6 separate regions of the Mus musculus genome follow, and regions 1, 2, 3, 4 and 6 are each linked to region 5. Evidence: chromatin loops called from intact Hi-C (ENCODE). Cell type or tissue: left cerebral cortex. All regions are shown on one strand.

The links. Peaks named below come from ENCODE experiments on the same cell type or tissue, not always from the same donor. Only the 100,000 strongest peaks of a DNase experiment are listed, where the experiment ranks them.
Region 1: a loop joins it to region 5, with 2.4 times the contacts of the local background. A loop is called at or near these places in 7 of 42 quality-filtered maps.
Region 2: it touches region 5 in a loop (2.6-fold over the local background); 7 of 42 quality-filtered maps call a loop at or near these places.
Region 3: it touches region 5 in a loop (5-fold over the local background); 10 of 42 quality-filtered maps call a loop at or near these places.
Region 4: a loop joins it to region 5, with 3 times the contacts of the local background. A loop is called at or near these places in 12 of 42 quality-filtered maps.
Region 6: it touches region 5 in a loop (2.1-fold over the local background); 5 of 42 quality-filtered maps call a loop at or near these places.

What each region holds. Positions count from the first base shown.
Region 1 is chr19:30,120,610-30,125,609 of GRCm38, reverse strand. Gldc (glycine decarboxylase) reads left to right here. Exons shown (of 25, transcript NM_138595.2): 16 at 813-888. Among named protein-coding and RNA genes, the nearest start is that of Gldc, 52 kb to the left of the region's middle. In left cerebral cortex, no CTCF peak of the experiment used is centred here; no DNase peak of the experiment used is centred here.
Region 2 is chr19:30,112,841-30,117,840 of GRCm38, reverse strand. Gldc (glycine decarboxylase) reads left to right here. Exons shown (of 25, transcript NM_138595.2): 18 at 1,293-1,442; 19 at 2,541-2,653; 20 at 3,978-4,119. Among named protein-coding and RNA genes, the nearest start is that of Gldc, 60 kb to the left of the region's middle. In left cerebral cortex, no CTCF peak of the experiment used is centred here; DNase peaks (open chromatin) are centred at 451, 2,771 and 4,398; H3K27ac peaks cover 368 bases.
Region 3 is chr19:29,802,187-29,807,186 of GRCm38, reverse strand. It overlaps 9930021J03Rik (RIKEN cDNA 9930021J03 gene), which reads left to right and starts at 1,178. Exons shown (of 8, transcript NM_172836.3): 1 at 1,178-1,905. The coding sequence starts at 1,313. In left cerebral cortex, no CTCF peak of the experiment used is centred here; DNase peaks (open chromatin) are centred at 579, 1,615 and 1,928; H3K4me3 peaks cover 3,046 bases; H3K27ac peaks cover 1,087 bases.
Region 4 is chr19:29,809,980-29,814,979 of GRCm38, reverse strand. Ranbp6 (RAN binding protein 6) reads left to right here and starts at 2,006. Exons shown (of 1, transcript NM_177721.4): 1 at 2,006-5,000. The coding sequence starts at 2,030. In left cerebral cortex, no CTCF peak of the experiment used is centred here; a DNase peak (open chromatin) is centred at 1,972; H3K4me3 peaks cover 1,782 bases; H3K27ac peaks cover 870 bases.
Region 5 is chr19:30,027,285-30,032,284 of GRCm38, reverse strand. It overlaps Uhrf2 (ubiquitin-like, containing PHD and RING finger domains 2), which reads right to left and starts at 1,772. Exons shown (of 16, transcript NM_144873.2): 1 at 1,354-1,772. The coding sequence starts at 1,506. In left cerebral cortex, CTCF peaks have their summits at 1,841 and 2,044; DNase peaks (open chromatin) are centred at 1,011 and 1,837; H3K4me3 peaks cover 2,605 bases; H3K27ac peaks cover 1,767 bases.
Region 6 is chr19:30,105,502-30,110,501 of GRCm38, reverse strand. All of the region lies in intron 21 of Gldc (glycine decarboxylase), which reads left to right. Among named protein-coding and RNA genes, the nearest start is that of Gldc, 67 kb to the left of the region's middle. In left cerebral cortex, no CTCF peak of the experiment used is centred here; DNase peaks (open chromatin) are centred at 1,173, 2,693 and 2,860.

The DNA of each region.
Region 1 (5,000 bases), 93 kb before region 5:
ATGAGTGAGTGTAGCGTGGAGAACAAGGCTCTGTGAAGGAGGCAGAGAGGCAGAGAGCCCTGATACCTCTCACTTCCCCTTCCCTGCTTCATGGAGAACAAGAACTCTGACCCATTTGCAGTTGTCTCAGCTTTGCTCACAGGAGCATTAGTCATTAAGCACGCTCTCAAAGTGGTGCCTGCAAGATAATGGCAGGCTTCTAGCAGCCACACATTCAAAGGGCAGGAACAATGTGTGATAGGAATGGAAAGTTTCCATGGCGATAGTGTGGCCTTTGCATGACTCAATATTTGATGGTATCGGAAAAAGCTTATTTTTCTAGGCGTGATCATTAGGCTGCAGTCACATTTTTAAGATTTCTTTCCTCTGAAAAAGACTCGTTGGTTTGAGCTGATAAAACATGAGCCTGGTGATGGTTTCACAATTGCTTAGTTCAGCATAGAGGGGTTTGTTGAGTGCTGGGTGTGTTTAGGAATGAGACTTGCCACAAACTGATCCTAATATCTTCTTATAATTTCTAATTTCCCCCTTGTAAAAACCCAGACAATGGGTTCCTTATTATTCCCACAATTTTTTTTAAAGCCAGTCAAATTCCCCCTAGTAAGACCAGGTTGATTCTAAGGTCCTGAGCTGATAAGCATGGCTCACCTTTAGTTGGTGCCAACCTGTTAATCTTCTTTCTATAAAGATGCCATATGATAGGAACCTGGACCATGGCTGCCTAATGTGTAATCAGTGTCTGCTAAATCCTAAATGAACACGGGGAAAGCTTGGAGCCCACAAGCCTGACTCTTCTCTTCTTGTCTTTGCAGCGGAGCGCAGGGGGAGTACGCCGGACTGGCCACCATCAGAGCGTACTTAGACCAGAAAGGAGAGAGACACAGAACAGTGAGTGAGCATGGGCAGGTGGTGCTCGATCCCTGGGGGAGGTTGAAGGCTCGGATCTCGGAGTCCCTTCTGTTCTGTGGGACCTACCTTTCCAGCCTTGGTGGAAGTAGACAGGGAGACATATAATCAAGAAACCCTTTTCTGCCACGTGATCATCAAAGACATCCCACGTAATCACGGTGACAGAAAACGTTCAGAAATAAAAGGCTTTTGTGCAAACCCAGCATATGGAGTAGTCAGTGGGCCATGAAAGTGCTCTCTAGGGAGAAGGAGGCAGGAACCTTATTGCTGCCATTGCCACCCTCCTCATTAGCTCCGCCCTAGCCCTGGGCCTAAGATTAAGCAATTTTGAGCCTAAGCATAGTCTAGGCCATATGTAAGATACCACTGAATAACTACGTTCCCCCTAACACTAAGCAGATTGTTCCTAGCACTAAGCAGCCATGAGGTTGGGGAGCAGATGTATTTCTGCTGCATGCTCTGCTTTGGGCATGAGAGTCGGGTTTGCAAAAAAGTGACTCCTGGGGACCACTGGGGTCCTTATCTACGTAGCTGGTGCTACTGGGCACCACCACTGTCCCAGAAAGACGTGTTGTGATCTATGCAAAGCCTCTCCTTAAGGCCAAAGGAGGCCTCTGTTCCTGGCCCCTTCATTTTGGAGGCCAGCTCCGTGCTAGGTTTTCTGCTGAGCTGTGGAGCTGGAATTCTTAGGGTAGGTATCAGGAGCAGGACAAACAGGCCCTGACTGTTCCAGGAGAGCTCTAGAAGGTTCTTACCTAAGCGGGTCACGTCAGTGCATGGCAGCCCAAGCTCATGTCCTTTCTGAGCTTATTGAAGCTGATTTTTTCCCCCTTCTGGTTAGTCTGAATTTTACAATGAAGAATTTTAAAACTTTCACATCTTCCTTTAAAAGTACATGAGCAAGGCATGTCCTCTCCCTCTGTAGCCTATCCATCTGATTTTAAAAGTGTGTCTTCCCACTGGGAATAGAATAATAATTCCTCCTCCTCCTTCTCACCCTCCTCCTCTTCCTCCTCACCCTCCTCCTCTTCCTCTTCCTCTTCCTCCTCTGTGGTGTTGGAGATGGAACCCAGGCCTTTCCCATACTTATGCAATACTGTAGACCTGAGCTACACCATCAGGTTTTGTTTGTTTACCATTTTACTGCTATTATTACAGACATGTAGTCCAAGCTGGCCTCACACTCTCTGTTCAGCTAGGAACGCCTTGAACTCCTTACCCAACCCCCTGCCTCCACCTCCCCAGATGCCGAGATTGTCTTTCTGTGCACACGCTCCACTTGTTTTGATGTTCGGATATGTTTGTACGTTAGTTGAGATAGGGTCTCAGTACATAGTTCAGGCTGGACTTGAACAGTGCAATTGTTTTGTCTCAATACCCTAAGTGCTGAGTTCACAAATGTATTCTACCATAGCTATCATTTGAACTGACTTTTAAAAAAATATTTATTTATTTTATGTATGTGAGTACACTGTAGCTGCTTTCAGATACACCAGAAGAGGGCATCAGACCCCATTACAGATGGTTGTGAGCCACCATATGGTTGCTGGGAATTGAACTCAGGACCTTTGCAAGAGCAGTCAGTGCTCTTTTTTTTTCTTGTTTTTTTTTTTGGGGGGGGGGGTGCGAGAGGGTTTCTCTGTGTAGCCCTGGCTGTCCTGGAACTCACTTTGTAGACCAGGCTGGCCTCGAACTCAGAAATCCGCCTGTCTCTGCCTCCCAAGTGCTGGGATTAAAGGCGTGCGCCATCACTGGTGCAGTCAGTGCTCTTAACTGCTGAGCCATCTCCGCAGCCCTGAATTGATTTTTAACCATTTTTGAAATATGCTATTTGTAAAATCAGAAATTACTGAGCCCTGGGCATGCATAGGGAGAGTGTAGCAGCCAGAGAGACCTGATGATACAGTAGACAGACATGCCAATGTGGATTTATTCACTTGGTTTCTTGTAACCTTCATCTCTTAGCTTTATGAGGAAAGGCTAGTTTAGATCTATGCATGTCCTTAGATTCATAGAATCAGAAAGGGAACTATGGAGCTAAGATGTGCAGAGGGGGGACACCACATGGCCCACTCCTTGTTCCTTCATAGGTTTTAAATACCTGTAAGCCTTGAAGTTCCTTGTCCTCGCCTCCCCACGGTTGCTCAGTTAAGAACCTGAACAAGGGGCAGGTCTTGCTGTGAGACCATTCACACTGCACAGCCATTGATGGCCAGAGAAGCCATCAAACCAGTGGATCTCAAACCCTCCTAAAGCTGTGACCCCGTAACACAGCTCCTCATGTTGTGGTGACCCCAACCATAAACTCATTTATGGTACTACTTCATAACTGAAATTTTGCTACTGTTATAAATCTTAATGTAAATATTGGTGGACATAGAGGGTTGCTAAAGGGCTCACAATACACAGGTTATGAACCACGGCACCCAAACCTCATTAGTCTGTGGCAGGCCCAGGACTCAGCAATGATAATGAGCCAGCCAGAACTTAGGTTTTTTCCACTCTCTGGTCCTTCCTAATCCTCAGTATTTACCTATCTCCTCATTCTGACACCAGAAAATAGTTGCTTTGATACAGAAGTTGGGGACCAAGCCAGATACTCCAGATGAGAGATCTTCTGAATTAGGTGATTGGCTATTGGGGGCTCTTGCTCCCTCTCTGAACATCCTAGTCCTCCCACTCTTCCTCCTCCTCCACTCCCCATCCCCGGGTATGATGTCTTCGCTGGCACCACTGTGCACACTGCTAGCACATTGGGGTGAGAGGCCATTCCATATGGAAGTGCAGAATTCTGCACTTCTAGACAGTAGAACAAGAAGGCAGGGAAGCCCTCCTAGCTGCTGAGCTCAGAAACATGGACAGAATCCGGCAGTCTGGAAACACTGACTGCCTTCTAGACAAACAGCTTTAATTTTAGCCCATTTTTAGAGAAGAGAATGACTTATTCAAATAACCAGGGAAGATTTCCACATTAGTGATGTCAGCTGCTCCCACACCATAGGCTCTGATGGAGCTCAGTCAAACACACCCTTCTCATTTAAAAACGAGTCGGAGAAGTTACAGAACCGCCCAGGTCCCTCATGGTTCTCTGCCTTCCAGCAGGTTTTGGATATGACTCCACAGTCGCTTTGGGTCAGCTTCAGAGGCTCCTGAAGTAGAAGGCCCAAGTGTATGATTCATCAGTTTAATTTGAAAATAAAATTGAATTATTTAACAAACATTTAGCAATTACCATGTTCCAGGCATAAAGCACTCTATAATTCCGTTTTTTCACTTTGCTGGTCAAATCTCAACTCGAATGTTCTGACGAGAGGCTGAGTTTCCTATGGAAGGACAGAACACTGGGCTCTCACATCAACACATCTATGCCTTTAAAAAAAAATTAAATTTTGAGAACCATTTCTCTTCCTGAATGTCTGAGGCAGTCATAGCTTTTGCTGGGTTTTAATCTCTGGAAAATACGTACGTTTTAATCTGTGATACCATCAGTAATTCTTTGAGGATGAAGTCTGTGCTTCTACACAGGCTTCCTGGAAGTGAGGATAGAGCATCCCCCTAAAGGATATATAAACCATGTACCATGGTTGGATTCACCTGAGAGAATCCAGTACATCAATTCTGGGTCCTGATACTTCTGTGTCCAGCAGAACACTGATGAAATTGGGTGAGAGGAAATTAACTTTAGGGTGAAAGCAGCTTAAAGTTGTCCAATCTCCCCAGACTCTAGAGTGTCTACAGCGCCCGTCTCTACTGTTCCAGGGTGCGATTGATTTCCCATGGCTGCTTTAACAAATGGCTGTAAACTCAGTGTCTTGTGACAGCACTCAGGGACTGTCTTAAAGCTGAAGGGCAGAATCAGAAACTGTCTTCCTGGTGCTGGCAGATGCCTTTCTTTCTCTGTGGAGCTAGGGAGGACCTGTTGCCTCTCCTCTTCTCCGAAGGCCACCTTCCTCCTGGGTGCCGGTCTTCTTTGTTTTTTGTTTGTTTTGTTTTGTTTTGTTTTTCGAGATAGGGTTTCTCTGTATAGCCCTGGCTGTCCTGGAATTCACTCTGTAGACCAGGCTGGCCTTGAACTCAGAAATCCACCTACC
Region 2 (5,000 bases), 86 kb before region 5:
TAGGCATGGGTACCGAGAACCTACGCAAAAGCCCCCGAAAGGATGCTGAAAACGCACAGCCCCGTTCATCTTTTCCACCCTCCACTTCCTCTCCATTGCCTTTTTCCCCCCTGGAAATATTCTGGGTCCCTTGTAGTTATCAAACTTGTCCAATATAGAATATATGGAATATGAGTTGATTTTCCTCCCTTATTACCGCTGCTCTCATTTACTTGCCAAGAAAAACCAAGTAGAATTACCCTACTATGTACAGTTGCTTTCTTGGGGGTGGGGGGGTGGGGAGTGAAGTAGGCACAGTGACACACACTTGTAACACCAGCAATTCAAAGGAGAGGCAGGAGTTCAAAGCCATACTTGGCTACAAAGCTAGGAGTCAGTCTGAGTACAGCCTGGTGGTGGTGGTGGTGCACGCCTGTAATTCCCAGCACTTGCGAGGCAGAGGCAGATGGAGCTCTGATTTCCAGGATCGTCTGGTCTACAGAATGAGTTCCAGGACAGCCAGAGCTACCCAATGAATCGCTGTCTCAAGGAACCAAGAAAAAAAAAAAATCCCAAACCAAACTAACCAGCCAAACAAACAAAACAAACCTGTTTCCAAAACAACGGAAGTGGGGGAGATTTTTATGAAAACCACAACACTTACCACGCTTCTGTGGGAAGGAAGGTAGGACTGTGTACAGCAAAACAAACAAACAAACAAACAAACAAACAGAAATGAGCAGAAAGGCTAGCTAGAAGATTAGTCATGAACAGAGAGACACCTCCCCACCACCATCCAAACAGCCTGAGATCATTTTTTGAGGTGGTTTGAACCAAAGCAGAACCATTTTACAGAACTGGACTCAAGCTATTCAAAAGTCTTCTGAGCAGCCTCTTGGTTCTGGCTTAATTTGTTGAGATGCAGTCTCATGTAACCAGTGGTTACAGTGTACCCAGGATAGCTCTGTTTACTCAGTGCTTCGTTATTGGCGCTTACTGCTCTTAATTGGCACAGGGAGCAAGCCTGGGGCTCTCTCTGTGCATGCTAGGCAAAGCCCTCTGTCACCTGAGCCATATCCAAAGTCTGATGTCTTTATCCTAAAAGGGCTTTGCTGCTGCTTTGGGGTGATTTATGAAGGACCATTTGGTTGTGCAGCAACCACAGTTGTAGACTGAGATATTGTCAAGAATTCAAACATCAAGATTTTACCTTCCCTCATCCTATAAAATAAAAAGCGAAAATAAAAAGAGAAGTCTTGGCTGAGAAAGGATCAGATAGATCACTTCCTCTCCCCATTTCCCGCTCTCCACAGGTGGACCAACACAAGGAGAACCTGGCCGCCATCATGATCACGTATCCATCTACCAATGGTGTATTTGAAGAGAATATCGGCGATGTGTGCGCCCTGATTCACCAACACGGAGGACAGGTCTACCTCGACGGGGCGAACATGAATGCCCAGGTGCAGATACTTAGTGCCCGTTGGAAAAGGAATATAGAGTTTTCTTTTTAATTTTTTAAAGGTTAATTTTATTGTGAAACCAAGCAGCTTATATTGTCAGGAGTGCCATTCCTCCGGGGACATGACCTGGCAAGTTCTCAGTTCCCTAGATGATGGAGTTTTAGAACCAAGTTCTGGGCAGCCATTGGTAGATGCTCAGTTCCCATGGCCCACTTTACCTGGGGTTTTTAACATCATCAGGACCTCCAGGGATTCAGTCCTGCCTTCCTCGGTTGCAGGAGTGACTGCCAGTGAACAACTGCCTCCTTAACTTTTTCCTTCCTTCGTTTGAATCGTTTGATTCCGTTCATAAGTGCAGTCCAGGGGTCGTGCTCTGCTTCAGCAGCAAACGTGTCTTTCCACCTTCATCGGCGGCTGGATTCCCAGTTGAATAGCGCAGCTAGGTATCTGTATTGTCTCAGGAAAATTGGCAGCCTCACTCCCTCCTCCTCAGCCCAGCATCCTCTAGGACCCAGAGTCTAGGTGCACATAATAAATACCCAGCCTTGAACTGGCCAGGGAAGGTGGTGCTGATCCTGTAAAAGCTGCCTGTTCCATAGAGTGAACACATTGCAGCTCAGGGTTAGTAGTGCTGCCTCTCCTTTCTCCTAAGGTAGATATTTAGTTAAGGACTGCCCCAGCGCGTGTTTTTAAATCTGAATAGGGCTAAAGGTTCAGTTTCCATTTCCAAAGAAACCACAGTCACTTTGACTGTGGAATGCCAGGTTGTCTACAGAATCTTTTAGGAACACCTTTTACGGTAAATATTTAAGTTTGTGTGTGTGTGTGTGTGTGTGTGTGTGTGTGTGTGTGTGTGTGTGTGCATGTGGAGGTCAAAGGAGAACTTGCTGGAGTGGGTCTTCGGGATCAAACTCAGGTAGTAAAACTTAGTGTCAAACGCCTTTACTCACTGAACCAGCTCACCGGCCCCTAGGAAGCTTTTCTGTGGGCTTTATGGGTGTGGCTCTGCTGCTCCTTTCCTGGGGAGACAAACAGCCCAGAACAGCATGTCCTTCCTGCGTGCTAGGAAGTTGACTTTCGCTCTTTCCCTTTGGATAGGTGGGAATCTGCCGCCCTGGGGACTTTGGGTCAGACGTCTCTCACCTAAATCTTCACAAGACCTTCTGCATTCCCCACGGAGGGGGCGGTCCTGGCATGGGGCCCATCGGAGTGTGAGTTGTGGGGTGCTGGCTTCGGGATTGTTTAGAAAGCAGCATGCATGGCCCAAAACTTCTTATTCTTCCTATCCGAGTCTTCAAGTCCGAGGAATTAACCTTCATGTCTAGTGCACTTCCAGCAGCTGGATGCACAGCTGGAGTGTTTTAGATTAGGTCCAAAGAAAAAACGGTATTCACTTAGTAACCATGGTATCCACTCAGCCTCTCTGGGCTCCGAGAGCATGCTTGTTAAACAATGAGCAGGAAGCCGTTCTAAAGTATAAGGGGTCAGAGCTAGAATGTTAGTACCTGTGTCATGGATTTGACCGCACATTTCCAAGAGTTATTTATTTATTTATTTATTTATTTATTACACTTTTCCTTAAAAAAAAAATAGCTTATAATTGCTGGGTGTGGTGGCACTTGCCTTTATTCCCCGCAGTCGGGAGGCAGCGGCAGGCAGATCGTTGTGATTTCAAGAGCAGCCTATTCTACAGATCAAGTCCAGGACAGCCAGAGCTGTTACACGGAGAAACTCTGTCAACACAACAAAACCAAAAAAAAAAAAAAAAAAAAAAAGCTTATGACAATATTGAGAGTGATTTAGTTGGAAGGCAGACAGCGAACTCCATTTAGGTTTAATTTTCATCATGTCTTTGATGAATAAGGTGGAAACAAATTTTATTACCAGAGGTAACTGGTTGACGTCAACATGGATGACGGAATATATTTTAGCTGTTGATCGTTTCCTCGCTATAGTAACAGCATTATCCAGAGCTCCTGGAGTTTTCAAAATGTGTGGTGGTGATCGGGGCAGGGATGTGTTTAGCGTTGCTGGGAGCCCGGCTGTCTTTTCCTTTTGATCTATATTACGTATAGCTAATGAGTGTCCCGGGTGGTTCAGAGGGTGCATAGTAGGGCAGTGTTCGTGGGTTAGGCTCCAAGTGGAGGGCAGGGGCATCAGATCAGCAGCCTGCCGTAGCCAACAGATAGCTTGAAGGATGCAGGTTGCTATGAGGAGGCTGTGTGGGGCTGCCGCTGCCAAGTTGTCCACCACAGTCCTTGGAAGCTACTAGAGGGGAGGGAGGAGAGGGAGGAAGGGAGGGAGAGAGGGAGGGAGGGAGGGAGAGAGGGAGGGAGGGAGAGAGGGAGGGAGGGAGGGAGGGAGGGAGAGAGAAATGAATTGAGAGAATCCACCTGAGTTGCTTTCTGGTAATTTGTCCCCTACAAGTGTCATGTCCCTACCACCATGAGTGTTCAGAGCTCCTAGAGACGGTGGCCACTTGGTTCAGTTGCGTCTTTTCCGCATCATTTCAATGTGCGCTTTAAACCAACACAGGAAGAAGCACCTCAGCCCCTTTCTGCCCAGCCACCCCGTCATTTCCATAAAGCCAACTGAAGGCACCTGGCCCGTGGGCACTGTCAGTGCAGCCCCGTGGGGTTCCAGCTCCATCCTGCCCATTTCATGGGCTTACATTAAGGTGAGCTTAAGAACACGCGTGACTGTGGGGCGGTGGGACTCACTTTCTCAGAGGGGCCAAAAATGAAATCTGTGACCTGAGAAGGGACCCAGGGGACAGTGCTGATGACTGGGGTAGAGGGAAACCTTCTAGAAAGAGCCACCCAGAACTGTTTCATCTGTTTCTTTGGGCTCTCATGATGGCTTTACATTTTTTCCAGACATGATTAAGTTCCATGAGTCATGCGGCTGTTCTGGCTGCGTCATTTGGTTTCCTGTTGGGTACACACAGCTCCATGCAAGTGAAAAGCACTGTGCGTGGTCATCGTGACGCTTTGCTGCGATCCTGGGGTACAGGATAGTGTGCATTTCTTGGCAGCACGGAGGATGAGATATGATGTATCGAGAATTTGGGGGTGGTTCTAGAACCCTGAGCAGTCTCAGGACTTGGGGAACTGTGATTTTAGGGGTAATTGAGCTTGACCGAGAGAGTCGGCTTACCCCCCTTGTCCTTCTCCACGGAAATATTCAAGCCGGAATTGATTTTATGCAGTTCTTGTTCAGACTGGCCTGCCCACGTCCTAGGGTCCAATCTGTGAATAGGCACTCTTGCTAGGTTGTTAATTAGAGCAGCCTTTTCATACCAGTGGCTCTTGTTAAAGAAAGGGTAGCCTCGAGTGAGACAAAATCGCAAACTCAACTATACAAATTGTGCTGGGTAATTGTGGGGCTTGCTCTGTTTGAATGCGATGACATTTATGACTCTTCTTTAGAAGATTGTTATTTTCTATTTTGAGACCCAGTCTCCTTATATAGTCCAGTCTGGATACAAGCCTATGATTCTCTTGTATCAGCCCCCTAAGTGTGGGACTGACTATAGGCATGGATGGTCATGAGACTGCC
Region 3 (5,000 bases), 230 kb after region 5:
ATTTTAGTCATTTAAAAATATGTAGCGAGATTTTAAAGCCACACCAGTGACAAGCTGTACAGCTTAGAATAGACATATGGAGACTTTTTAGTGAGATTGCATTCTCTTAAATTCTTAGCCGAACTTAAGATCTCGTGTGTTTTTCGGTTTTTAAAAGTCAATAGAAAACAGGACTCGCTTTCGAGAACTAGAGTTCTACAGGCCACCACTCTTCTTTTGAGGAGCTCTTAATTTTTCTTTCTAAACTTTTCTAAACGCTGGGGTTTTTTTTGTTTTTTTTGTAAAAAACAAAACCCAGTCACAAGGAAGGAGAGGTACAAAGAATATTTTACAACGGAGAGGATTGAATCTTGTTCACTCTCGTTATTCACTTGTGTTAACAAAGGTTATCTAGTAACTGCCTTGAGAAAACTAACAGTAAAATTTTTAGAACTAGTAAGGGTCTCACCAAAAGGAAACTTTCAGTCTATGGTTCACCTTCCAGACTGCGCCAGCGCAGGCGCTCTGTTTCTCCCTCCACCCCACCCCTTACAGACGTCCGCATATTGATGACATCATTAGTCCGCGCCACACCCTGGGCCTCCGAGCCTGTGGGAGAGCCAAGTCCAGGGCTTTCGCGTAGCGGGGCGGGGCCATCCCGTGCTACTACGCATGCGCGCCGGGCATGGCGGAGGCAGCTCTTTCTTCGCCTCTCTCCCCGGCTCTCCCCGGCCGGGGGGGCTGAGTGCCCTCCCCCTTTCCTCCCCGCCCCTCCCCTCCCCTCGCCCCCTCCCGCCCAGCGGGGCTTCTAACTGACAGTCGTCGCCCGGCCCGGTCCGTGCGCCGCCTCCTCCTGCCCGGGTCCCCCCGCAGGTAGACAGGGGCGGGAGGGGGTGTGAGGGAGAGGAGGAGCCGGAGCCGCGGCGGCCCGGGGCTGCGGCCCACTCGGGAAGGAGCCGAGCCCTCTTAGTCCTCGCCCCCTCCCAGCGCCCCGTCGGCCCGGGAGGGGGTGGGGCGCCGAGGCCCCGCGGGCCGGGCCGGGTGTGGAGCGTGCAGCCGGCGCGGGCCGCGCGCCGCCGGGGGGAGGGGAGAGGAGGGCACCTAGCTCTCCTCTCCCCCCTCCCCCGCGCGCCATGTAACCCCGCCCCTCGGGCGCGAGCCTGAGACCCCCGCGCGCGCGGGTCCCCGGCCGGCCGGCGACGGAGGAGAGCAAGGCCCGATGCGGCAGGGGCTGCGCGGCGCCGCGGATCTCTGAGGAAGCGGCCCGCGCTCCCGCGTCCCCCGGTGCCCGGAGCGGCCGCTCCTCTCGACCCAGCCTGGGCCTGCCGGGGGCATGAGCGTGCCGGAGCCACCGGGGGAGATGGAGCGGGCCGCGGAGGAGGAGCGGCCGCCACCGCCGACCGGAGAAGGGAACGAGGAAGAGGTGGTGGTGGCAGCGGCGGCCCGGGCCTCGGGGCTGGTCCGCCGGAGGAGTGCCTCCTCGGTGGACGAGGAGGAGGAAGCGGCGGCGTCGGAGACGACGGTGGTCGCAGGCGGTGGCTGCAAGGAGCAGGAGCTGACCTACGAGCTGCAGCAGGGCTACCGCATCCTGGGCGAGTTCCTGCAGGAGAAGCACCGCGGCCTCACCGCCCCTTTCCTGCAGCCCTTGGGGGGCGTTGCCGCCGGGGAAGAAGAGGTGGCCGAAGGGCGGCGCAGCGGGGGCCGGGGCAGTCGCGTCCCCCCGCAGCAGCCCAGCCAGGGCATGTGTCTGTTGAAGATGGAGGAGAAGTTCTCCAGCGGCCAGTACAGGGGCATCACGGAGTTTGTGGCGGACTTCAGGTTGATGCTGGAGACCTGCTACCGCTTGCACGGTGTCGACCACTGGATCTCCAAACAGGGCCAGAAGCTGGAGATGTTGCTGGAGCAGAAGTTGGCGCTTCTCTCTCGGTAAGTGAGCTCGGGTCCCCGGTGGGACTGACAAACCGACACAAACACACCCACACACGTGTCCGAGAAGGGGCTGGGCCAGGGCCTGGGGGGCGGCGCTGATAGGTGCTGAGTTGGTGCTAGAACCGCGGGAGGAGGAGCGGCCGCGCTGGGCGCGGGACCGGAGGGGTGTGGTGGGCACCCACGCCAAAGCCGAGAAGGTAGCCCTGTCCTAAGAACCCCAAACTCGGATATAACAGGTAGATAAGGTTCAAGACGTAAGACCTACCGGAGAAGGCGAAAGCCTTTTTGTAGGATGGAAGTTGAACCCGCCACTTATAGACAGTTTACAACGGCACGTGGGGCGAGATACCTTTAGAAAAATAATGTTGCTCGTAGGGAATGATAGTCGAGCATACTGTCTGTTTCAACCATTTGGAATTTAAGTGTGATTAAATGTTTCCGTTTCATGAGGAAATTGAATTTTTTTTCAGTGACAAGAAATGAATGCACCAACACAACGTCTTTCATAAGTTTAGACTTGCATGGTGTGGGCCTGTCGGAGACTTTTTCCAGTGCTAGATAGAACAGAGGGTTTCAAGCATGCCAGACAAGCACTCTTGAACCCAGCCTCAAACATTTTTTATTCTACTAGAAATTATAAATAATTCAAATTGTACAGGGCTTTCGGTATACACCATCTATATGATTCCCCCCCTTTTATTACTAAATGAAATAGAGAAGAGAAAATAAGTTAACATAGGACACTGAAGGTGTTTTATACAATAATCAGTATATAGTGAACATGAACCCAGTTAATTTAACTTTTTCAGTAATGGAAAAGTTAAAATATTAGAAATGTTAATTAAAGTAGATTAATTAATTACCAGGATTTTTAATTTTGTGTGTATGAGAGAGTGTATGTGCACTGTGTGGGATGGGGCATGATCATGCAGTGGAAATCAGAAGAAAGTGTCTGGTGGCCGCCAACACTCTACATTTTTTCCTTTGGGAAAACGTGAGATTTGCATATTTTTTTAAGAGACTGGAAGCTAGCAAGCCCCAGCCAGCCTCCAGTCTTCATCTCCTTTGGAGCAGGGGTTACAGGTTGGTTCCATGGTAATAGGATCTGAACTCAAGTCCTCCTGATTGGGCACCAAGGGCTGTTAAGTGCTAAGTCATCTTTCCAGCTCCTGGAATGGGGGTTTGAGTTTTATTACCGGGCTGAGCTTGACTGATTGACTTTTTGACCTGTTTGCTTGTCTATAAAATAGGGTCTATAAAATATTCCCTACTAAAAAGGTTGCTGTGAGGACTAAATGAGGTTTTTTTTAACAAAGTCAATAATATAGGTCATGTAACTCAATGTATTAAGCACAGTAGTGTAATAAAATGAATATTATCTCAGATCTGGACTTGGGCATTGTATGAAATGTGTAAAATCTGTTATTCATTTGTCTTTGGCTTCTCATATACTATTTTAAAATTTATTAATAATTTCACTAAAAGAATAATATAGTAAGTGTTTACTCATTAAAAGGCAGATTCTCTTTAAACAGATTAAAGTTGTTTTTGCTTTCTGCAGTGAAGTAGAATTATTTGGTAATAGGTTAAGTGTTTACAAATTAGCTTTGTAAGTTTAATATTTTTATTTGGTGATTTTTTTTTTTAAACTGTGTTACTCTTTACAGTGTAGTGTAGTGGAAATGGCACATATTTAAAAAGCAGTCCATTCAAATGTCATAAATTGTAAAAACTTTTTTTAAAAGAAGATTTATTTTAACTTGTGGCAGAGGGCTTATATGCATGTGAGTGCAGGTGCCTGTGAAGGCCACAGTTTGTCAGAGTCACTGGAGCTGAAGTTACAGGTGTTTGTGAGCCGCCCGAGGTGAGTGCTAGGAATCAAACGCTGGTCCTCTGGGAGGGAGCAGTATGTGCTCTTAGTCATCTGAGCCACTCTCCAGTCCCACGTGTCATTATTGTTAGATAGCTAAATATACTCCAGACTGATGTCACAGGATTTGAAACACAGAAGGAACCTTAGTGTTCTTGTCATCCACCTAGTTTTACAGATGGCAAAAATAGCACATAGAATGAGACAGGATAGCTCTATGGAAGTTCTAAAGGTTAGCATGTATATACAGCGCAACTATAGATATATTCAAAATTACTGTGTGAATAACAAATCTTTGTCTACAAAATGACAGGTTATTTCTCTTTTGCATAAAAATGTATAAATATTATTCCTAATAGCTTATGCTCAGAAATAGCTCCATGAGGTCTACACTTAGAATTTAAACTAGCAATGTTGTAAAGTTAATAAAAAAAATAGATGTTTCTGATTTATTAGGCCAAAAGAAATAAAAATTCATGCGTTTTAGTAGCAAAAGTAATGTGATAGTCTCAAATAGATAATTTTGAGTCCCTCGTGTTTTTGTGTTTTGTTATTTGATGTATGCAAACACTTTGTAAGTGCTAGACTATATCTGTGGATACTAAAGTTTTTTCTTTTTTATATTAGCTTAAAATCTGAGTCATAACTTAGCAAGTATTTTGAGTGGGCAGAACTGAGTGAAAGCTACAGCTTCTTGGAATATAGGTTGGATTTATCGATGTTCAAGAACAGTATTCTACAGACTTTATGTGATTATGGTTTTCGGAAAAGAGATGACCTTATGAGTATCTTCAAGAGATGTGTGGTATGTTAGTCATTAAACAAGTATCACATGTTATCTAAGTTTTGTCTTCTGACGTATATTTCTTAGACACTGAGTTATTACTTTCAAATGGTAAAAATTACTTTAAGGTTGCTGCATATATGGAGCTGGCAAGAATACTCAGTGGGGAAGTATTGGCTGCCAAGCTTGAGACCCGGATTTGACCCCTGGACTCCTGTGATGGAGTAGAGGAGAGACCTGACTCCTGAGGTCGCCCTCTGTTTGAGCTGCTACATATACTATTGAGCTTTCTGTTGAGCAGTTGGTGAGGTATTAGGTAAAGAGGAGCCACATTATCATTAGTGAGCAGCCTAGTGGTACTGGTATTGTGAACAAGTTAGAGCAGATCTGTTTCATCATCTATCCAGTGACAGTGATGATAAACTAGATTAGTTGATA
Region 4 (5,000 bases), 220 kb after region 5:
TCCCCCTTTTCTGGGGCCCCAAGTCTCTCGAGGATTTAGTGCATATTCTGCCACTGAGTCCAGACCAGGCAAACCTCTGCTACATACATGCCAGGGGCCTTGGACCAGCCCATGTATGCTCCTGGCTGGTGGCTCGATGACTGAACAATCTTAACAGCATTTCAACTATTGTTGCAAGCTGTACTAATTTATATATACTCCCATATAATATAGCCAAGCTTCCCGGTGTTCCACATTTGCACAGGCCTTGGCACTGTCAGTCATTTACGTTCCAAACACTACAGAGGATTGTCACTGGATCTTGCTGTGGTTTTAATAAGCCCTTAGTATGCTAACGGATGCAGCTGTAGGGAAAGCATTTCTCCAGCATTCGTTAACATTTCCTAAAACTGCAGATGCAGAGGCTTTGCAGCCAAACTTTTTCTAGGAGCAGTAAGAAGAGCAGTGAGTCTGGTACAAGATGAAGCACTGTAGGTAAGATTTTAGAATCAAAACAAGAATTGATTTGATCCATAATTATAAAGTTTAGGTATTTATATAAAATCTCTCTGTGCTTATTAATTATGCATGTTTGGGTTACAGTTCTCAGAAATCTAGTACAGTAATTTGGAAGCTGGTCCTAACATCTGTATTTTAAAATAAACACCCTAAATGGCCTTGAAATGGTTCACCAAATGAGAAACACTGTTCAGAGACTAGTTTCATATTACAAATTAATTTATGAGACCACCTATTTGGTCAGTCAACTTGTTAATGTGAAACTAGACTTTCTCCATTTTGTGTGTATATGCAGCAGAATTTCACAAGACTGAAATTCAGATTTCTTGGCAAAGTTTAAGACAGAACACAATAAATGAAGGTCTCTGATGACGTTGCAAAAGCAACAGCGGCTATAGGGGATGTTCTGTGGTGACAAAAGGTGCCACTGCCTTAAGACTAGGTAGAATTTAGACTCATCTGCTGTGAGCCTCAGCCTCTCTGGCTCTTCATTTCTTGGTTTAAAGTAGTGCTTTGTCTGCCTTTATCAGCCTTACAGAATTACCTAGGGCTGAAATGAGTGTGACAATGGCTGGCAGAGAGGAAGATCTGATCTCAGACTGTTACACCTTATAATTATGGTTTTAAATAACTCATCTGCCTACATTAAAAATACATAGCCTTGGGGAATTTGTTCTTAGGGTAATCTTTGCAGCTTCCTATTCATGGGTAATTAGGATTCTAATAACTGAACTGTCATATTACAGTTTAGAAACACATAAGGAAAATCTTGAGTAACAAAAATACAAAAGTAATGTATATAGAAGACCAGGATTCAAGAAGCTTCATTATCATTACTCCAGATCACCTCCCACCTTACTCATTTGTCTTTCCCACTCTGTTAGAATCCACAGGACAAGAGATTGGGATGTACGCCCGAGTTTGAACATCTCGGGTTCTACTTCTTTGGGTGTGGCAACGGGGAGGAAATCATTAACCTTTGATTGAGTTTATTTTGCAAGTAGTTTTATTATGGTTTTACTCACTATACCCAGTTAACAATTTAAATTGTATAATTCGGTAGTTCTTAGTAGAACGGCATGACATTGGGGGAACCATCATCACTATCAACTGCAGAACATTTTTACCAACCCTCAAAAAGAAATCCCCGGACAGCAGTTATACTCCATTCTTCCCTCCTCCCTCACTCCATAGCAGGTGCTAATTAAAGTTCGTCTAGAGGTGCTTATTCGAGGTCTTTTACAAACAATAACGGCATCATACAGTATGTAGACTTGCGGAGCGAATTTCTCCCCATCTCCTTCCAGCCTCTACAGGAGCACATCGGTCGGAGAACAGGACGATACCCCTAAAACGCACTCAGCTCCGTCCACCCTGTAAAACCCAGACCCCCGCCTGCCAGCTTCACCCCGCCGCAGCGGAGAGTGGGAGCAGCGCCCCGCCCATCCCCGGCGTCGCCTCACTGACGTCACCGCTCCCAGCCGCAGACTCCCTCCCTCCTTCCCGGTCGCGGTAGCTTTGACAGGACGCGATGGCGGCGGCCGGGTCTGCAGGGTTGCCGGCGACCGTGTCGGAAAAGCAGGAGTTTTACCAGCTTCTGAAGAACCTGATCAATCCAAGCTGCATGGTGCGGAGGCAAGCCGAGGAGGTCTATGAGAATATCCCAGGTCTGTGTAAGACTACATTTCTCTTAGACGCCGTCCGAAATAGAAGAGCAGGTTATGAGGTGAGACAAATGGCTGCCGCACTGCTACGACGGCTTTTGTCCTCAGGGTTTGAGGAGGTCTATCCAAATCTACCTCCTGAAGTGCAGAGGGATGTCAAGATTGAACTGATACTGGCCGTTAAGTTAGAAACACATGCTAGCATGAGGAAAAAGCTTTGTGATATTTTTGCGGTGCTGGCCAGGAATTTGATAGATGAGAGTGGCACTAACCATTGGCCAGAAGGTCTGAAATTCCTCATTGATTCGATTCACTCTAAAAATGTGGTTCTGTGGGAAGTTGCACTTCACGTTTTCTGGCACTTTCCTGGGATTTTTGGGAACCAGGATCGTCACGATTTGGATATCATCAAGAGGTTGTTGGACCAGTGTATTCAAGATCAGGAGCATCCAGCAATCAGGACATTATCTGCTAGAGCTGCAGCTACGTTCGTCCTTGCTAATGAAAACAATATTGCTCTTTTCAAAGACTTTGCGGATTTGCTTCCTGGGATCTTACAGGCTGTGAATGATTCCTGCTACCAGGATGATGATTCTGTGCTAGAATCCCTTGTTGAGATTGCAGATACTGTACCTAAGTACTTGGGTCCCTATCTAGAAGATACTCTGCAGTTGAGCCTGAAGTTGTGTGGAGACTCTAGGCTTAGTAACCTGCAACGCCAGCTGGCTCTGGAAGTAATAGTCACCTTATCTGAAACTGCAACTCCAATGTTGAAAAAGCATACGAATATTATTGCACAGGCTGTGCCTCATATATTAGCAATGATGGTTGATCTTCAAGATGATGATGACTGGGTAAATGCTGATGAAATGGAAGAAGATGACTTTGACAGCAATGCGGTTGCTGCTGAGAGTGCCCTAGACAGACTGGCTTGTGGACTTGGTGGGAAAGTTGTTTTGCCAATGACCAAGGAGCATATCATGCAGATGCTTCAGAGCCCTGACTGGAAATGTCGACACGCCGGATTAATGGCCTTATCAGCCATTGGAGAAGGTTGCCATCAGCAAATGGAACCAATTCTAGATGAAACAGTTAACTCGGTTTTACTTTTTCTTCAGGATCCTCATCCAAGGGTAAGGGCTGCTGCCTGTACTACACTTGGACAGATGGCTACAGATTTTGCACCTAGTTTCCAAAAGAAATTCCATGAGATAGTGATTACAGCTTTGTTGCGAACCATGGAAAACCAAGGTAATCAACGTGTGCAATCTCACGCAGCTTCTGCTCTTGTTATTTTTATTGAAGACTGCCCCAAGTCATTGCTAATTCTATATTTGGAAAATATGGTAAAAAGTCTCCATTCCATCTTGGTAATTAAACTTCAAGAGCTGATTCGGAATGGAACTAAGTTGGCCTTAGAACAACTTGTGACAACCATTGCTTCCGTTGCAGATGCAATAGAAGAAAGCTTTATTCCATATTATGATATATTTATGCCCTCACTCAAACACGTTGTTGAGCTCGCTGTTCAAAAGGAACTCAAGCTTCTTCGAGGAAAAACTATTGAATGCATTAGCCATGTTGGACTTGCCGTTGGGAAGGAAAAATTTATGCAAGATGCATCAAATGTGATGCAGTTACTGTTGAAAACACAATCAGACTTAAATAACATGGAAGATGATGACCCTCAGACTTCTTACATGGTTTCAGCCTGGGCTAGAATGTGTAAAATCCTTGGCAAAGACTTTGAGCAATATCTCCCACTGGTTATTGAGCCACTTATCAAGACTGCTTCAGCTAAGCCTGATGTCGCTCTCTTAGACACACAGGATGTGGAGAACATGAGTGACGACGATGGCTGGCAGTTTGTAAACCTCGGAGACCAGCAAAGCTTTGGCATCAAAACTTCAGGACTTGAAGCAAAAGCAACTGCTTGCCAGATGTTGGTTTACTATGCGAAGGAGTTAAGAGAAGGATTTGTGGAATACACGGAACAAGTTGTGAAGATGATGGTTCCTCTGCTGAAATTTTATTTTCATGACAATGTTCGAGTGGCAGCTGCGGAAGCCATGCCCTTTCTCTTGGAATGTGCAAGAATTCGTGGCTCAGAGTATCTTTCACAGATGTGGCAGTTTATATGTGATCCCTTAATCAAGGCAATTGGAACTGAACCTGATACAGATGTACTCTCAGAAATAATGAATTCTTTTGCCAAGTCCATTGAGGTCATGGGAGATGGTTGCCTCAACGATGAACACTTGGAAGAACTGGGAGGAATTTTGAAGGCAAAACTTGAAGGGCACTTTAAAAACCAAGAGTTACGGCAAGTAAAAAGGCAAGAAGAAAATTATGACCAACAGGTTGAAATGTCTCTTCAAGATGAGGATGAATGTGATGTTTATATTCTGACCAAAGTATCAGATATTTTGCACTCATTATTTAGTACTTACAAGGAAAAAATTTTGCCATGGTTTGAGCAGCTACTCCCACTAATTGTAAATCTAATTTGTTCAAGTAGGCCATGGCCAGACAGACAATGGGGACTATGCATATTTGATGACATCATAGAGCATTGCAGTCCAACCTCATTCAAGTATGTTGAGTATTTCCGGTGGCCGATGCTTCTCAATATGCGAGACAACAACCCTGAAGTCAGACAAGCTGCTGCTTATGGACTGGGAGTCATGGCACAGTTTGGTGGAGATGACTACCGTTCCTTGTGTTCAGAAGCCGTTCCACTCTTGGTAAAAGTTATTAAGTGTGCAAATTCCAAAACCAAAAAGAATGTGATTGCTACAGAGAACTGTATCTCAGCAATCGGAAAGATTCTGAAGTTTA
Region 5 (5,000 bases):
ATTCTAGGAGTCAATGTACAATATTATTACTATTTGTATAGCTTTCACTGATAGCCAAAAGGAAAAGATAATAGCCACTTGAGGCACAGCAATACAATGCTACAAAGTATTTAATAGGTATGACTGTTTAAAAACCAACTTTCCAGACAAGTAAACTCTTTACTGGTCAAACACTCAAGAAACAATATAGTGGATACAACAAGAGCAGAAAGTGCTACAGGTTTTCTGTCAGAGGCCTTCCAAACACTTTACCAAAACCCTGGCTTTTTCTTGCCGGTTGTATAATCTGTTACTTAGAAAATTTTGACCAGTCTGAGAAGTTGTAAATCTGTAAAGGGAACAAAAATATTCCTTCTAAACCCTTTGTGGCTTATAGGCTACTTCCATCGAATCAGAGAGAACTGCACTTAATTCAAAACTCAGGACTGGAGCCAAACTGTGGTCAACTGACTGCAGGATGCCAACTTTTTTAGTGGACTAAAGACAAAGGCAAGAAAAACAATGTGGGTCTGGGTGTCTAATCATAAGACTCTGAGACTTACTGGATAGGAAACGTCTTAGCCTCATCAGGCAGAGCCTTACTTAAAATTAACGGAGATGCCCACAAGCACCCTTGTGGCCCAACACAACTTTCTGGCTTTTTTTGAATTACTGCTGATTATGCTGAAAGGTTTGAGTTGAAAGCCCGAACTTAGGGGACACACAAAGATGAGAGGTAAAGTTTATGGGGAAATAATCTGTCCGTATATTCAACAGACTTAAACCCGACTTCAGGTTACAAACATCGTTCCTTAAATTAGAGGTCTCTGATCTTTTACAGAACAAATCCCCAGTCTGAGACTGACGACAAGGAAGGAGGGGCACGCATTCTACCACCGTTCCGATGTTCAGTGTTCAAATCCTTCTAGTGAGGAAACAGGGATAAGGTGCTTCCCTTTCCACGTCGCATCTAGGAGCCGGGGGCACGGAAAAGAAGCAAGTCCTTAGAGGAGTCGGAGACGGCGCTGCGAATAAAGCCAGCTCGTCCCTCCCGCGCCCCGGCATGGCTGCCGGAGCCTGTTGCCTTTCCAGGCTCCGATCCCCCCCCCCCCCAAAGGCGGGAAGAGGATCCCCCAGGACCCTCGGAGGCTATGTCCGTGGCCGCTGCCAGCGACAACACCGCGTCCCGCACCTTCCGACCCGCTAGGCGCGCTTGGGGGGAGGGGGGGGGCAGCCGCAGGCCCGAGCTCCAGGCCCCGCATCCCGCGCCCCGCCAGCGGCCCATCCCGAGCACAGCGGGGCGCAGCCCTGGACACCCAGCCTCGTCCCGGGGCGCCGGCTGCTCGCGCCCGGGCTCCCCGCGGGGCGCCTCACCTGCTTGCCCCGGTAGAACAGGCGCTGGCACTCGGGCCTTACATCGAAGAGCGCCCAGACCCGCTCGCGCAGCTCCTCGATGGTGGCTTTGCGAGAAACGTCCTCGATGGTGCGCGTCTGGGAGCCGTCGATGGTGCGGACCTGGATCCACATCGCGGCGGCACGGGGACAGGGGACCAAGCCCCTTTGTCTGGCCCTGCGCTCGGGCCGCCGCGCCGCGCCCCGCCCGGTCCCCGCCGCCTCCCCGGGAGGATCCGGTTCTCTGCGGCGGCGACTCGGCGAACGCGGGTGCGGGCGAGGACTGACGCTCTTAGACCGCGCGACCGCCCGCCCGCCCCTCCTCGGTGGAAGGAAACCGGAACCCGCCCGAGGTGCGAGCGCAGCCCGCGCCTCACAAATAGGAAGGAGCCATGGCTCGGCGGCGCGCACTGTTTACTTATAGAGATGCAGCTCCCACATGGAGGTCACGGCGCCAACCCGGATCTCGCGAGATCCACGCGGGGCTCCGCCCCACGCACAGCCTGGGGGGCGCTAATATGGGAGGGGGCGGGGCCTCCAGAGCCGTTACTCGGAGGAGGGCGGGGTTGGGCAGGCTCGCCGAGGCCAGCTCGCCCTGTGCCCTCGTTGTCGTTGGTCACCTCGCAGTCTCCTGAGGCCTAGACTCCATGGTCTCAAAAACGCACGAACAATAGCTAGCCGTGCTGCGCGCTGGCGTGAGCAAGAAATGGGGATGCAGCCTACGTTCCCGAGACTTCACACCAGGGTGTGCGCCCGCCACGCGGCCTCTCCCGGGGCGCGTCGGCTTGATGGACGTGCTTCCCGCCGAGGAAACCCGCTTCCGGGAGGCCCCAGGGCAGAGGCCTCGCACCCACGTTTCCCGACCGGAGAGCCGGAGCGGGAGCTGGACCTGACCGAGTGGGCCTTCTGCGCTAAGGGCGCCTTTAGCCGCAGGGATCCTGGCTTTGCAGGACTGTACACCTCCGATCCAAAAATCCGGAGATCCCAGGGCGGGATACGGCCCCCACACTCAGGGGACCCATCCAAAAATGGAAGACTTAAGAGAGAAAGCAAAGCAAACGCATTATCTTACATTCACCGGTATCCGTAATGTCAGTACTAATCATTCCCATGAGGATAAGAGGCACAACTTTGTAACAACCAAATTGATTAGTCAAGATGGCCTAAATGGAAATACAGGAAGAGTGAAATGTGCGTCAGCTCGAGATATGAATATATATATATATACCTAGAGCCTCTAAGTTACCTCGACAGCTTCCTAGTTAACTAAAACATTTAGTTGATAAGGCAACAGATACATCTGAGAACATCTAATCTGACCCATGAAGGGATCAACTATTTGTTGTTACAAGGATATGCTAGGGTCTCGGGCTGTTATTCGTGGTGCACTGCCAACGGTGTGCTGCAGTCTGAAGCCTTGAGTCTTGGGCTCACGGGTTGGGACGCGCGAGAATTGCAGTCTTTCTGTTTAACTGTGATCTTGAACAAACTGCTTCAATTTCCTCCAGGTAAAATAGTGCTCATAAACACCGAGGGAATGTTAGCTTCCTTGCCACTCCCTTAGTAGCACACAAGAAGGTATTTTAGAGCTTTTGTTATTAAGAGAATTTAGATAAACTGGGAATATTCAAAGAAGATAGGGTGCTTAAGCAAAGACTGGGAGTGCATTTTCACACATCAGAAGACACTACACTTCTGAGAGAGGTTGACTAAATAATGAAGGGCAAGTGTGAACATTAGCATTCAAAGACTTTTGTAGGCCTCCCGGGGAAACCTGGGCTTTTTGAAATGTGCATTGATGTGTTTAAGTATTTAGAATGACAATAGAACAGAGTGCGGAAGGAGGCCTTAGGGAAAAAAGCAAGCTGTGGGAAGGTGAGAGAGGCTGAAATTTAGCCAAGAGCCAACTGTTGTCCATTTTGGAAAAATTAGAGATAGTGAGAAGAATAAATTGTTGAGTGTTCTAGGAAACCCAGCTCCTGAAAGTTGTAGAATTTGTGAATGTGAAAAGGGAAGAAAATGGAATGAGTTCCATTTGAGTTGTGTGGCATTTGAAATATATCTCAAATGTGCCTACAGTGGAGATGCCTGGTAGTTGAAAAGAACTGTCTAAGAGAGTGAAGGGAAGAAGGAGTTTCTGAGAGGAGGAAAGTCTTTTGGCTTGATAGAGATGCCTACATTTTGGCGAATAGAGAAATAGGTGGGGGGGGCTGGTGAGATGGCTCAGTGGATAAGAGCACCCGACTGCTCTTCCGAAGGTCCGAAGTTCAAATCCCAGCAACCACATGGTGGCTCACAACCACCCGTAATGAGATCTGATGCCCTCTTCTGGTGTGTCTGAAGACAGCTACAATGTACTTACATATAATAAATAAATAAATCTTAAAAAAAAAAGAGAGAGAGAGAAATAGGTGGTACGGATAGGGAAGAGAATAAGGGGATATTGGGTGGGAAGTTATAACCTGAAGAGTTGACCATGTCAGCTGGGGGGGGGGGGGCGGGCGGGGTTTGAACATTTACCGTTTGCTCATATGTTACATTTTTATATGCTTACAATTCCACAGTTAGAGATCCTCTTAAGAAAAAGTAGGGGTTTATCTTCTGCCTATTGCTGGTATAAATGAAAGTATCAATCACTTCCCTGTTCTTAGGGCTGATCTGCACAGAGATGCCACAAAGGATGTTTCTGCTGCTCTCTTAGAGATTAATCAGGAAGAAAGCCCAGTGTAAGACTTTGGTCTGGTTAAAGGCTTTTGTTGTTATTGTTCTTTGGTCTTCATTCTTTCTTGCTTATTTGAAAATCTCATGTAACCCTGACTGTTCTCAAATCCATTGCATCATGCTAGGATTGTATCCAATTTCATATCCTCCCATTATGTGAGAACAATAAACTTTTTTTTTAAGACACCACTCACATGTCTACCTCTCTGTCATAGGTTAGTTGTGTTCAAAACAGCAAGGTTCCCAGGTCTTGCTCTCTTCTAACATGGATAGCAGCCATATTGGATTAGGACCCATCCTAACAACTTTATGTAACCTTGTCTCATTAAAGCCTCTATCTCCATACATTGTCATACGAGGAGCTAGATTTCAAAACATTAATTTTAATATGCCGTGGGACATAAATTGTGGGACGTAAAATCATGCCAGGAAGTTTGGTAAAGTAGAGCAGGCTGAAACCTGGAGACTCGGGTTGGGGGTGGGAGGGGGCGACACACCTGAGATTTAGGCGACTTCCTGCTCCCTGTCAGACTCCTGGGCTGGAGCATGTGCCATGCTTCTCACATAAAAGAAATGAGTCCTAAGGTCGCATAGGCTCCAAACAGAGTTCTCCATGCTAATGAGGTACCTAGAGGCCCTGAGGGCTTAGCCAATAAGCTTCCCTTCCTGGATATTCCTCTCTGCAAAAGGTATTTAATCTCAGGCCTACCCTGAAAAGTGGTAAATGCATTATGGTACATTATGCATCCATTTTCCACCATGAACAAGCAATAAAGTGTTTGGAACCATGACCGTCTCTTGTCAAATCTGCCATGAGGAACCTGGGGAAGGCCTTTGTCTACAGAGCTGCAGCTTTATTCTCGCCATAGAAGGTTTCTTTGCGCTCCTAGCCACTATCTCCACCAAGA
Region 6 (5,000 bases), 78 kb before region 5:
TCACTACTATGTACAAAACTATCCTCCCCTAGTCTACACAGCCTAGTTCAGCAAGGGGCCTACACCACCCAGAGAGATGTTCACATAAACATCATGAGCCAATCATGCACAGGGTGTCGTAGAGATGCCTGAAACCGTGGAGCCACTTAGAGCAGGCAGAGTCAGGGTGGAGTAGTTTGACAAAGGAGGCAGTTATGACGATGCAAGTATCATGCAGTTATATGAGCGAACATACACGGGAGCCAGCCAGGTAAGGAGGAGTTACCCGAAGGGGGTGCTTGAGGTGGGGTAGGAAGAGAGAGGGCCAGAGAGAGAGGTTAAAAAGACAGCTTGGTACCTGGAAGGTCTTGGAAGAATCTAGACTTAACTCCTGAGCCAGTTATAGCCATTAAAGGTTTCCTAGCTTGAGGAATGACATGATCAGATTCATTAAAAGGCCGTGAGATGGACAGGTTCTTGGAAGTATAATTAGCTGGACATAGTTGCTCCTTAGTGCAGTGCTAGGTAAACATTTAGTCTTACATTGGAGGTGCTAAAGGGTAGGAGAAAAAAGTAAACCCAGAAGTGATAGGATGTGATGAGAGTAAGAAAGAGGGAGGGGCTAGAAAGATGGCTTAGCAGTTAGTTATTGTTGTTACAGAGGACCTGAGCCAGGTTCCCAGCACCCATTAGGCAGCTTCCAGGTGAGCCAATGTCCTCCTCTTCTGTCCTCTGAGGGCACCTGCATATAGAGGTGGGAGCATGCGCGCACGCGCGCGCGCGCACACACACACACACACACACACACACACACACACACACACACACACAGAGGAACTAGGTAGATACCTGGTGCTCCAGTCACGGAAGGAGAAACAAGGCCTAGAACATTGAGGAGTGAGAGCGAAGCCCCTCAGCAGATAATGGCACTAAGAAGGGTGGCCAGCGGCTCCTGCTCTTGGTTCCTCCGCCCAGGCAGGCCCCGCGTCTACATTACTTATCGTCTCTAACTTAAAGGCTGCTCTGATCTTATAAAAAGGGGTACAGAGGAATACTTTGTGAGTTTGTAAATAAAAGGAAGTAAATAACCAGGAGCCCTGGGAGGGTGGTCTCCAGAGAGCAGAGAAGGTTCTGAGGGAAACGTCTCCAAGCAACAAGCAGCGCAGCAGAGTGCTTCTGCAGTTGCTAATGAGTTCAGACAGCGCTCCCGTGCTGTGAAATCCAGCCTGGTGTGTATTTGCTTTAAGGAGGGGATTGAATATTTATGCTGTCTGGTTATATAAATGATGCATATTGTTCAATTCAGAAGTCTGGAGGAAAAAAAAAAAAGCCATGAGAGGGAAAATCTAAGTGATACTTGCATCGTCAGCCAGATAAAGCTAACACTGAATGTTTCACTGTATTCCCGCTCTTATTTCTCTTGGACAATAAGCTAACATCACAGATGCAGTTTGGAGGATTTATTTATTTATTTATCTATTTATTTTTGCATCTGTGTGGGAGAGTATGCTCATCCTTCTTAGTGCATGTGGAAGCCAGAGGTTGACATAGAAACACCTTCTTTAATAGCTCTTTAATGGTTCTTTCATTATTTTTTTAAGACAAGGTCTCTCAAGGAACCTGAAGCTCACCATTTCAGCTATGAGCTAGGCTGGCTGACCAGCAAGCCTCTGTCCTCCTACTTACACATGCAGTGTACCAGAGCACAGCACAGCACAGCACAGCACAGCACAGCCCAATGTCTTTTTATGTGGTTGCTTCATTGCTCTCTCTTTCTCAATCTCTCTCTCTATTTTCTTTCTATTTTTCTCTCTCTCTCTCTCTCACACACACAGACACACACACACACACACACAAACCCACCACTACTACCACCACCAATGTCTTTATGTGGTTGCTCAGTCTCTGTCCCTGCCTCTCCCCCGACTCTCTCTTTCTCACACACACATGTGCTGTCATCTTTTATGTCTTATGTGGCTGTGCAGTATTACATTTTCCCCACAGCTCCACAATGCCTACCTATCCTATTTCCGTGAGTTTTTCCCTATGTGACTGAATAGTGTGGATGCCCTGTGAGTCTATAGTTAAATTTTCAGCTATTTGCATTGTATTGTTGCTAATAAGAACAACCCCTCCAATAGTGTGTTTCTGTTTTTGTTTTTTGAGAAAAACTATTTCTTTAGATAACTTATAAAAAGGGATATGGAGGCTTTGAGCTTTTTATACATGTTTCTTTAATTTTCTCAAGACACCGTGTCAGTTATTTTATGCTACTAGTATTGAGAGTGCCCATCACACCAAGAGTATAGTGAGAAGAATAGACGAAAAAAAAAACAACAAAGGTTTAAAAAAAATTATCAATTTCATGACTGGAAGAGACTTTGTTTTAATTTCTAATACTTAAGGTTTTCTTTCATTTCTTTAGTTAATTATTGGTGGCAGTACTTGTTTTTGAACCTAGGGCTTCACTCCTGCTAGGCATATATCCTAAGGATGAGCTGTCCCAGCCCTAAATGTCTTACATTACGTTTTATTTTAGGCAGCATTGCTAAGATGGAATTAGCATACCTCCTCATATAATTTGCTCGTTTAAGCTGCACAATTCAGCAATTTTTAATGTGTTCACTGATTGCAAAGTTTAGGTTTTGAAAGCAGGAATTAATGTGACTTAAATTGAATGGGGCTGGTTGGCACCCACGAGAGAAGGTCAGATGTCACCACGCACTTAGCATTTATGTAGTGGCTTGGGGCAGGGAGCCCTACTCCATCCCTTGGGACTTCAGAGTACAGAAAGATGGATGGAATTTCCATTTGTTTTTGACATTTTACCCCCAAATTAAATTGCAAGTAGCAGTTCTCATCCCGAACTGAAATGGATTGCTGCTTGCAGACTTGATTACTCAATCCTCAAGTCAGTCAAACCAAACATTGACTCATGTTGGTCTGCTAAACACATATGTTGCACAATTTCAGATCTCCTATTCTGGGGCCCGGAACCCCAGCACTGTTGTGCTTTGGGGACTCAAACTAGGAATGTTTTCAATAATCACGGTGAATCCTAACGTGTCCTATGGCACTATTAGAAGACCAGTGCTCGTCTTAATCATATTTACCAGCAGTAAATCAGATGTTGGAATTGTAGATGCCTGTGAGGCAATCGTTTTAATGAGCTCCAGGCTTGCCAGCGTGAGCTGAGATCTGAATATTAACTAAACTGTCCAGGCTGGTGGGCTTTTAAAGCAAACAAGGGTAAAAGAGATAGGTGGAGAAGCCGGAGAAATATTTTATTCTGCTACAATGAAGAGAAAAGGAATTACTTTACGTAAAACGACTGTTTTGTTGGTGGTATTGGTCAGTCAGTCTCTTTTGTTAGATGCTTTCGTGGGATTTTGTTTTTGTTTTGCTTTGTTTTGTTTTGCTTTGTTTTGTTTTGTTTTGTTTTGCTTTGCTTTGTTTTATGATAGAGCATCTCACTGTGTAGCTCAAGCAGACTGGAATTTGTGATTGACCTGTCTTAACATTGCACAGTGCTGGGATTACAGACATGGCCTCTTGCCACACCCAGAAAAGATGGTAGATTTGTAAGAGAAGGGATTTTTTTTTTAACCTTTCAGGGCCCTTATCTTTTGGGTTAGGTTCACCACGTGCTCCAAAGGGCTTTCCTGTGTTTGGTCTTTGGCAGCATAATTTGACTAATGTTTCTATCTGCCTCTCATCTTGGACAAGCCCAATGTTGCATTGGATTCCAGTCCCTGAAGAACTTTTCAGGTGGCTCTTCCTTTGACAGTGGGCAGTGGCCGCACAGTCTGGCTGGCACGTGCTGTGCCAGGAAAATGCTGGGAGTGACCACACAACCAGAAGACCTTTTGATTGCCCGCCCAGGCTTAATTCACACGAGCTGCTTACCTCTAACCTTCTGAGGCAGTCACTGTGAGAATGTTGCAGCAGTGGCTCCAATCTGTGTTCTCCGGGGGAGGCGTAGAGAATCCTAGCTTCTATACCACAACCCCATGACCCCAGGCATCTCTTAATAAGGAAAGCATTGAATTGGAGCTTGCTTACAGTTTTGGAGGTTTAGTCCATTATTGTCATGGTGGGAAATATAGCAGTGTGCAGGCAGACATAGTGCTGGAGAAGGAGCTGAGCGTTCTACATCCTAATCTGCAGGCACCAGGAAGAGAGAGACATTGGGCCTGGCTTGAACAATTGAAACCTCAAAGCCCACCCCCAGTGACACACTTCCTCCAACAAGACCACACCAACTCCATCAAGGATACAAGTCCTAATAATGCCACTCCCTAAGAGCCTAGTGGGACCATTTCCTTTCAAATGAAGACAATCACACATGGGCCAGGCCACTTCACTTTGTAATTCTATTGCTCCACCTCCTCACCTTTTTAATATAATATTTTTGTTAACTCTTAAGAATTTCAGTCATGCAAATACAATGTGTTTGGATCTTATTCACTCCCAACTTTTCTCCTCCCACAAATCTACCCTGATCTTCTTACCTCCTCCCAACTTTGGGGCCTTTTTTATCCTACCCCTCTTTACTGGATGAGTCCAGTTTATCCAGGTTTTTGATACAGTGCCATAGGACGTTATGTGGTCCCCCACCAGGGCCACGTCCTTAGAACGGACTCTCTCTCCCCAGAAGCTGTGGACTGTCAATAGCCAGGAGTGTTGGGTCCCTTTGACCTTCTTTCTGCAGGTCTGTGCAGGCATCCATAGCTGCTGGGAGCTCATTGTGGCACTGTTGTGTTTAGAAGACACTGTTGGTCCACAGTCCTCCAATGCACACACTCATCCAAAGAGCACCCCCTCCTGTTCTTTCCGACTCCTCTGACTTGGTGGTGTTCACACTCTTAGCTGCAGTCTTGGGTAGGGCTAGAGGAAACAGCTGCTGTTTTAGATTGCCCCAATCTTATCATATACGCAGCAGGTTTATACATCTCTCTCCTAAAAGCTGTAAAGAGAGAAAAACATCTTGGGCCCTGGCCTCTCCTAGACACCAAATTTAA